Regions from separate parts of the Homo sapiens genome. Here region 2 is linked to region 1. The links are chromatin loops, found by intact Hi-C in ENCODE. Cell type or tissue: OCI-LY7. All regions are shown on one strand. Each heading gives the region's core, and the rest is flanking DNA. Links, peaks and the distances in the headings are about the cores only.

The links. Hi-C counts contacts between places; a loop is a spot of excess contacts. Peaks named below come from ENCODE experiments on the same cell type or tissue, not always from the same donor. Only the 100,000 strongest peaks of a DNase experiment are listed, where the experiment ranks them.
Region 2: it touches region 1 in a loop (9-fold over the local background); 1 of 110 quality-filtered maps calls a loop at or near these places.

The regions. Positions count from the first base shown.
Region 1 is chr16:14,353,047-14,357,434 of GRCh38, forward strand. No RefSeq gene overlaps it. Among named protein-coding and RNA genes, the nearest start is that of LINC02130, 15 kb to the right of the region's middle. RefSeq lists enhancers at 236-765, 1,739-1,838, 4,155-4,204 and a silencer at 1,559-1,618. In OCI-LY7, for the core only: no CTCF peak of the experiment used is centred there; DNase peaks (open chromatin) are centred at 565 and 1,965; H3K4me3 peaks cover 1,318 bases; H3K27ac peaks cover 3,960 bases.
Region 2 is chr16:14,605,640-14,610,027 of GRCh38, forward strand. PARN (poly(A)-specific ribonuclease) reads right to left here. Exons shown (of 24, transcript NM_002582.4): 8 at 3,419-3,484; 9 at 2,642-2,680; 10 at 845-887. Among named protein-coding and RNA genes, the nearest start is that of PARN, 22 kb to the right of the region's middle. In OCI-LY7, for the core only: no CTCF peak of the experiment used is centred there; DNase peaks (open chromatin) are centred at 662, 2,562, 3,012, 3,872 and 1 weaker place; H3K4me3 peaks cover 3,528 bases; H3K27ac peaks cover 4,000 bases.

The DNA of each region.
Region 1 (4,388 bases), core at 261-4,260:
GGTGGTTCTGTTTCACTTTTCGAGACAACTCCATGCTGTTTTCTATCGTGGCTACACCGTCTTACATTCATTCACACCACAGTGCACAAGGGTTCCTTTTTCTGCCCAACGTTGCCAACATTTGTTGCCTTCTGGGTTTTTATTTTTCATTATTTTTTTTGAGATGGAGTTTCCCTTTTGTCACCCAGGCTGGAGTGCAATGGCCCAATCTCGGCTCATGCAACCTCCGCCTTCTGGGTTCAAGCGATTCTCATGCCTCAGCCTCCTGAGTAGCTGGGATTACAGGTGTCCGCCACAATGCCCGGCTACTTTTTGTATTTTTAGTAGAGACAGGGTTTCACCATGTTGGCCGGGCTAGTCTTGAACTCCTGACCTAGTGACCCACCTGCCTCAGCCTCCCAAAGTGCTGAGATTACAGGCGTGAGCAACCGCGCCTGGCCACCTTCTGTTTGAGAATGGCCACCCTAATAGGTGTGAGGCCATAGCCTACTGTTCTTTGGATTTGCATTTCCCTGCTGAGTGGCGTCAAGCACCTTTTCATATGCCTCTTGACCATTCATTTGTCTTCTTTGGGGAAGAGTCTGCTCAGGTCCTTTGCCCATTTTTGGAGCTATTTGGTTTTTTGCTATTGGGTTGTAGGAGTTCTTTATATATTTTGGATATTAACCAACATATATACAGGGGAAGGTGGGGGAGGCAGGAGGGAGGGAGGGAGGGAAGGTGGGAGGGGAAAAGGCATGGCAGGGAAGGCAGGGAGGAAAGCAGGAGGGACAGAGGGGAGAGTAGTAGAAGGGGGAGGGAGAAAGGGAGAGGGAGGAAGGGGGAGGAAGGAAAGCAGGGGGAGGAAGAAGAGGAGGGAGAAAGTGGGGAGAGGAGGGGGAAAGTGGGGAGAGGAGGGGGAAAGGGGGGAGAGGAGGCAAAGAAAGGGGAGGAGGGGGAGGGAAAGAAAGGGGAGGAGGGGGAGGGAAGGAGGAAGGGGGAGGGGAATGAAAGCAAGGTGGGGGGCAGAGAGGGGAGGGGGAAGGGGAAGAAATGGGAGGAGGGGGAGGGGGAGGGGCAGAGGGAGGAGGGAAGGAGGAAAAGAGGGGGAGGGAAAGAGGAAAAGAGGGGGAGGGAAAGAGGAAAAGAGGGGGAGGGAAAGAGGAAAAGAGGGGGAAGAGGGGAGAGGTAGAGGGAGGAGGAGGAAGGGGGAGGGGGAAGGGGGAAGGAAAGGGGAAGGGGAGGGTAGGAGGGAGGACAGGGAAGGGGAAAGGGGAGGGGGAAGGGAGGAGGGGAGGGGGAAGGGAGGAGGGGAGGGGGAAGGGAGGAGGGGGAGTAGGGGGAGGAGGGAAGCGGAGGAGGGAGAGGAGGGAAGGGGAGGAGGGGGAGGAGGAGAGAGGGACGAGGAGAGGAGGGGAGGGGAGAGGGAGGAGGAGGGGCGGGGAGAGGGAGGAGGAGGGGAGGGGAGAGGGAGGAGGAGGGGAGGGGAGAGGGAGGAGGAGGAGAGAGGGAGGAGGAGGGGAGGGGAGAGGGAGGAGGAGGGGAGAAGGAGGAAGAGGGGAGGGGAGAGGGAGGAGGAGGCGGAGCGGAGAGGGAAGAGGAGGGGATGGGGGAGGGGAGGAGAGGAGGATGGGGAGGAGGGAAGGAGGGAGTAGTTTATTTCATTTACCCATCTGAGTAGCCCAAGGTTGGAACTGCATTCTGTTGATGGGGAAACGGAGCAGTTAAGTAACTTACCCAAGGTCACACAGCTGACAGGCTGAAACAAGATCCAGTGTGACACTCAAACCGAAACCGCTACACTCAAAACATGCTATGCTTTAATGATGTTACATTTTTCTAAGTTTAAGATTTTGAAAAGTTGTGCGTGTACATGCTCACCAAAAGGCAATGAACAAATCTGTGTCCTGCTCTCAACCCCAAGTCCCCTAACCACGAAGTTTCACTTCCACCTCCACAAGTAACATTTCACCATTCAGTGAGTAGCTGTAGTTTATGCAATGTAAGCTCACAGGAATATATTCTCACGTCCTCCCCTTTTTACACAAAGAGGTATACTTGCTTTGTGCATACTTGCTTTTCTTACCTAATAAAGCTTGGAAATGCTTCCTCCCTGGTTTTTCACAGCTGCATAGCATATGCGGTTATACAGATGGTGCCATTTATTTTTAACTAGTGCCCTACTGAAGGGGGTTTAGGTTGTTTCAATCTTTCGCTTTTACAATGTTGCAAAAAATAACCTCAGAGGTAAATAAGGTCTCACAAGCCCCAGTTTATCTGTAGGATTACTGCTGGGCTGCAGACCAGCTGGGACAGAGGATTTCTGCATTGGTAATTTGGACAGATATTGGCCAAGGAGACCAGGTTCATATACAACTCAGCCCAAATTCCAAAGCCAAGAGTGGGGGGGGGGGGCGGGGGGTTGGGTGGCAGCAGAGACCCAGGAGACACAAGGACACACATCCCCTCTCTATCTCCTCCAGTCCTGCCACCATCTCACCGCTGTCAGCTTCCTTTGAGCTTTCCTGTGATCACAGAACAGTGATGACCCCATGTCTTAAACGCACAAGATGAAATAGCACACAACCCTAACAAGTGAGGAAGACAGAAGGAAAAGGGCACCAAGATTCATTAAAAGGGGGCAAAGCGGGGCCGGGCGCAGCAGCTCACGCCTGTAATCTCAGTACTTTGGGAGGCTGAGGTGGGCAGATCATTTGAGGTCAGGAGTTTGAGACCAGCCTGGCCAACATGGTGAAATCCCATCTCTACTAAAAATACAAAAAGTAGCCGGGCATGGTGGCAGGCACCTGTAGTCCCAGATACTTGAGAGGCTGAGGCAAGAGAATCACTTCAGCCCAGGAGGCAGAGGTTGCAGTGAGCTGAGATGACACCACTGCACTCCAGCCTGGGTGACAAAGTGAGACTCCATCTCAAAAAAACAAAATAAATAAAAATTTAAATTTAAATTTAAAAAGTGGGGGAGCAAAACGGGAAAACATGCCAGAGAAGGGCAGCCCCCAGCATCCCTGTCCATCCCGCAGGGATGACAACATGGAACAGGGGAGGGTCTCAGACTTCCCCAAATAAACTGAGCCATGAACCGAGGACCCTGAGGCACCTGGGCCGCTCTCTGGGCATTCCCTAATCAGGAGGGTACTTGAGGCAGCCGGTCCCCTGTGCCAGAGCCCCGTGCATGGGGTTTCATGTGCATTATCCCAGCTAAGCCTCCTGGCCACCCATGAGGTCAGTCCTATTATTACCTCGCCCTCCGGAAGAGGACACAGGTGAGATTCCTGCTGGAGCCACACAAATCACTCCGCAGAAAGACAGTTTGGATAATCAGGACAACATATCATTAGCAGGACATTTGAAGCGGTGCGTAATCGTGCTAAAAATATTAATTTGGAAAGAATCTTGAGGCAGCCAAATTTCCATTCGAATCCTCACCTCCTTTTACAATAGTTTTGGGAGCAGGGAAGGATCTGAGAGGGAATGTGCCATCTCTAGCACTTTTTTAATGACATACATGTATTTTTTATTCCACAAAGTGAATGCAGGCTTATTGCAGACAACTTGGAACATAACGGAGAAAAATGAAATCCATAAACCTACCCCCCAGGGGAGGCCTCTGTTAACCCCATGGTAGGTCGGCTGTTTTCAGCATGTGTGTGCTTTAGAATACGTTGATTGAAATATAACATATGTGCAGAAAAATGCATGGATCATAAATGTATAGCTTGATGGAATTTTCGGGCAAAAACTCCCATGTAATAAGCATCTGGATCAAGAAACGGAACATATGAAAGTGTGTGTTTTTTTGTCTTTCAAATTAAAAAAGTTTTTTAGAAACAGGGTCTCACTCTGTGGCCCAGGCTGGAGTGCAGTGGCACGGGTATGGCTCACTGCAGCCTCCACCTCCTGGGCTCAAGTGATCCTCCTCCTTTAGCCTCCCAAGGAGCTGGGACTACAGGTGCACACCACCAAGCCTGGCTAATTTTTTAATTTTTTGTAGAGACAGGGTCTGGCTATGTTGCCTAGGCTGATTTCGAACCCCTGGACTCAAGAGGATCTCCTGCCTCGGCCTCCCAAAGTGCTGAGATTACAGGCGTGAGTCACTGCACCCAGCCACCAATGTGGTTTTTAAACAAAATCAGGGCCCTATGGTGTTGTGAGCCCAATTATATTCCCCAAAAAGATATGTTGAAATCCTCACCCCAGCTACCTGTGAGTGTACCCAGTGGGCCTGCTGGACAACTTGATTTCTGTCTTCTGGTCTACAGAGCTCTGAGAAAATCCATTTCTGGTGCTTTAAGCTGCCCTGTTTGTGGTGATTTTTTACAACACCCCTAGGAAACTGAAACGCGTGGGTACAGGCAGCTTAATATTTTTTCCTGATTATGAAAGTCACC
Region 2 (4,388 bases), core at 282-4,281, 250 kb after region 1:
AGATTATTTTTCTACTTTATTTAATCTCTAATTTTATACCTGACTTAACAGCAACAACAAATTATAAAATTGAAAAACTGCAGAAGGAACCCACCACTAGCCACCCACTTCCCATCACAATTCTATCAGTGTACCCTGTGTACTCAGGACAATAGCTGTGCTTACGACCCAAATTCTAAAATTTAATTTTGTCTGCCCACGCAACATGAAGCCATTTCTTCACATGTACCATTATAGCTTTCTGCCATAGTAAGAATACAAACTAATATTTGTATACTTTCAAGTTTACAAGGCATCACTTCCACTTACCCACGGTATCACCATAAAAAGGCTATGAGAAAGTATAGATCACCGTTATCATGCTCAGTCCCAATGTACAGAAGAAAATTAGGCTTAAAGAGATCAAATGACTTACCCTAGGTTACCTAGCTCATAACAAGCACAGACAAGATACAAATTCTGACTTTCAGCACACTAAGGATTGAGCATGGTAGCTCAGGCCTGTAATCCAGCACTCTGCGAGGCCGAGGCGGGCAAATTGTTTGAGCCCAGGAGTTCAAGACTAGCCTGGGCAACAGGGCGAAACCCTGTCTCTACTAAAAATATAAAAAATTAGCCAAGCATGGTGGCACGAGCCTGTAGTCCCAGCTTGGGAGGCTGATGTAGGAGGATCACCTGAGCCCAGGAAGTCAAGGCTGCAGTGAGCCGTGACTAACCACTGCACTCCAGCCTGGGTAATCAGAGAAAGACCCTGAGGGAAAAAAAAAAAGAAAAAAAAAAGAAACCCCTAACAGTGTAACAATGGATGTGTTTAATGTTAGCCCTAGATAATTCTTGGGGTTACCTTTTCAGTTTCTAAAGTCTCAACATGAATGCCTTTCGGATACCTAAAGAAAAGAAAAACATAGTATCAGTAGATGAGTCAATGACAGCTAAATCCCAAAGTATTTTATAAGCAACTATCCAGCTACTAATTAAGTAAGTTTTATTAACTACAAAATAATTATCACTACAATGGAGACTTTACAGCACATTTATTTTATAACGTTTCAGCTGCTAAATGTTTCCTTACCCTTGCTCTTAAACACATAAACGTGGATTTGACTTCAAATTAATTTTTTTTAGGACTTAGGTATTTTCTATTTTTTTTTTTTTTTTTGAGACAAGAGTCTCTCTCTGTCGCCCAGGCTGGAGGGCAGTGGCGCGATCTCGGCTCACTGCAAGCTCCACCTCCCTGGTTCACGCCATTCTCCTGCCTCAGCTTCCCAAGTAGCTGGGACTATAGGCACCTGCCACCACACCCAGCTAATTTTTTGTATTTTTAGTAGAAACGGGGTTTCACCGTGTTAGCCAGGATGGTCTCGATGTCCTGACCTCGTGATCCTCCCGCCTGGGCCTCCCAAAGTATTGGGATTACAGGTGTGAGCCACTGCGCCTGACCAGGACTTAGGCACTTTCTAAAATGTCCTACATCTCAAAATACAGTCAACTCATTACCACAGAGTCAAATCTTGCTTCCAAATATAAAAATGTTTCCTAACTGAAATTGTGAAAGTCTTTTTATTTTATTTATTTATTTATTTTTTTGAGATGGAGTCTCACTCTGCCACTCAGGCTGGAGTGCCAAGCCGCAATCTTGGCTCACTGCACCTCTGCCTCCAGGGTTCAAGAGATGCTCCTGCCTTTGCCTCCCAAGTAGCTGGGATTACAGGCATGTGCCACCATGTCCGGCTAAATTTTGTATTTGTAGTAGAGACGGGGTTTCACCATGTTGGCCAGGCTGGTCTTGAACTCCTGACCTCAGGTGATCTGCCCACCTCGGCCTCCCAAAGTACCAGGATTACAGGAGTGAGCCACCGCGCCCGGCCTGAGTCTTTTTAGATTGCACAGGGCATATAAAGAGGAGGTTTTAGATGGCCAGCTCTGCTGTAGTTTTGCATGGTATTAACAGCTTGCATCAGCCAAGGAGGAGAGGGATCTGGAATGCAGGTGGAGTAGGCTGCAAGGACGACATGACAGGAAAGGAGTGTGGGCAAACTAAACAGCCCTTTCCTGTTGTGTTCAAAGTATATTCCCAGTATACATGTCACTGGTAGATTCCAACAGAAGAACAAGGTCCCCAAAGTCAAATGGAAATGTCCACCTGTCTATGTCAATGTTCAATTTCTGAGTTGAAGACCCACCTGCAAACACAAGGAAACCAAGGGAAACATCCTTGGAAAAATACACACACAAAAGTCTGGATGTTATTTCAGGGGATTCACAGACCTCCTGAAACCCATCCATAGTCTCACCCTAAGTTAAGAACTCTTGCTTTACCAAAAGCATTCATCTGAGTATTTCCTAGGTCTGAAAACCAAATATTTATTGTATACCCCAAAGGACAAAAACACTACCAATCCATAGCTTAACAGATGCACCAAAGTGATAATTATTTTAAGAAGCCTTAAAGCATCTGTTAAAAAACAATAACAAAAGAAAATTAAGTGAGTATTCAACTTAAGAAAGTAGGGGGAACTTCATGTAGTCAAATCACTGAGAACCGCAGAATTTCAAAAAGGAAATGAGAACTAAGAGATTATATTTAGTCTTTAAATCCTGGGTCCCCCACAGAGCTGCTGCATACAATATAAATACTTACTTCCAGCTCAAAGTCTGATAAATTAGTTTTCTTTGGAACCTATAAAAACAAAAGAAAAGGTATTGATTTTGGCTCATTAGAAGTAAATCCAAACTGATCAAGCATTTGTTGAGAAGGATTTCGCTTTAAAAAGAGACTTCATTAGAACTGATAGGTAATTTGCAAACAAAAATACGCAGGTTTTTTGAGGTGGGGGGATTTCCTCATCACTTGTCTTCTAAAATTTTCTTTAATATTATGCTGCTTTTACTGAAGAGGTAGAAGTTCTCGTCTAATCAAAATATTGCTTCCTGCAGCTGCATAAAGAGAGCTTAAAGTAGACAGATGCATTGAAATACTTTTGTGAAACTCCTCACAAAGTAAAAGGAAAAAAAGACAATCACGTTACTGACTCTTTGAAATGCTAATGTTCTCTGAATACAGAGAGAAATTAAAAGGGTGGAAGTAGCCTGAAAGTGAATTCTTTCTTCTGAAGCCTTCACGTATTAAGCGCGCCTCAAGGCCAAATTAATTATGCCACTCTTGGGCATAACTGAAAGTCAAGGTTGCACAACAGTTTTCTCCGCTCCAAGTACAGGACAAAGCATTCATTCAGTGTCTCAGTATACACAGTCATCCCCACTGTGTAACGCTAAAGTTAGTGTTTAATTCTTGAGAACATAGCAATAATAAAAAGACCCTTTATAAAGCTGTTTTTAAAAGACTAGATGCATCAAATGCCACAAACCATCTACCTTTCCAAAAAAAGGACATGCAGAAATGTTCAGGACAACTAACCCGGTACATGGCTCTAAATCCAAGTTCTTGTTTTCTTCACTTTGTAATAAATCCTCTATTTTCTCTCTGAGGAATAAGAATAGACCATAACCATCAGTACCTTTAAGGAATGAAGTCATCAACCAAGAAAATAATCACAACCAAAAACAGTCTAACTATAAGAACATGTGACAATGTAATTCTACCAAATTACCCTAGAAATTTTAGTTCAAAGACTTTTTTAAAAATGCTTTATTTTGACCTAGGCATAGAATCCCAGCACTTTGGGAGGTCGACGTTGGGTGGATCACTTGAGCCCAGGAGTTCGCGACCAGCCTGGGCAATATACTGAGAGCCCCTCACTACAAAAAATAAATCTTAAAAATTAGCTGGGAGTGGTGCAGTGTAACTGTGGTCCCAGCTACTCCAGAAGCGGAGGTGGGAGGATCACCTGAGCCCAGGAAGTTGAGGCTGCAGTGAGCTGTGATCGCATCACTGCACTCCAGCCTTGGCAACAGAACGAGACCCTGTCTCAAAAAATAAATAACATAAAATAAAAAAGCTTTATTTGGCGTATTTTGGGGGGAAGAGGGTTACTGCTGCTATTTATTAGTGACAACTTCTCAAGGACTCGTCAATACAAGTGATTTAATTTTTGACTTTCCCAGTAAAATGGTTACACCAACAACTAAGCTGAGCAAGACCAGACACTTGTCCAAAATCACATCTGCTTGTCGGCACCTTTACTGCAAGCAAAGAGAACATGGACATGCTACAGGCTGGATAAGCCTGATCCACTCCTCTGCCTTCAAGGACATTGGACAGTGGCTGTCAGGTATTCAGTCCATGCAAGTTTTAGAAGTCAGCTGATTAGCATTTAAAAAACAAGAAAAGGGGCTGGACAATGGCTCACGCCTGTAATCCCAGCGCTCTGGGAGGCTGAGGCAGGAAGATCCCTTGAGCTCAGGAGTTTGACACCAGCCTGGGAAAC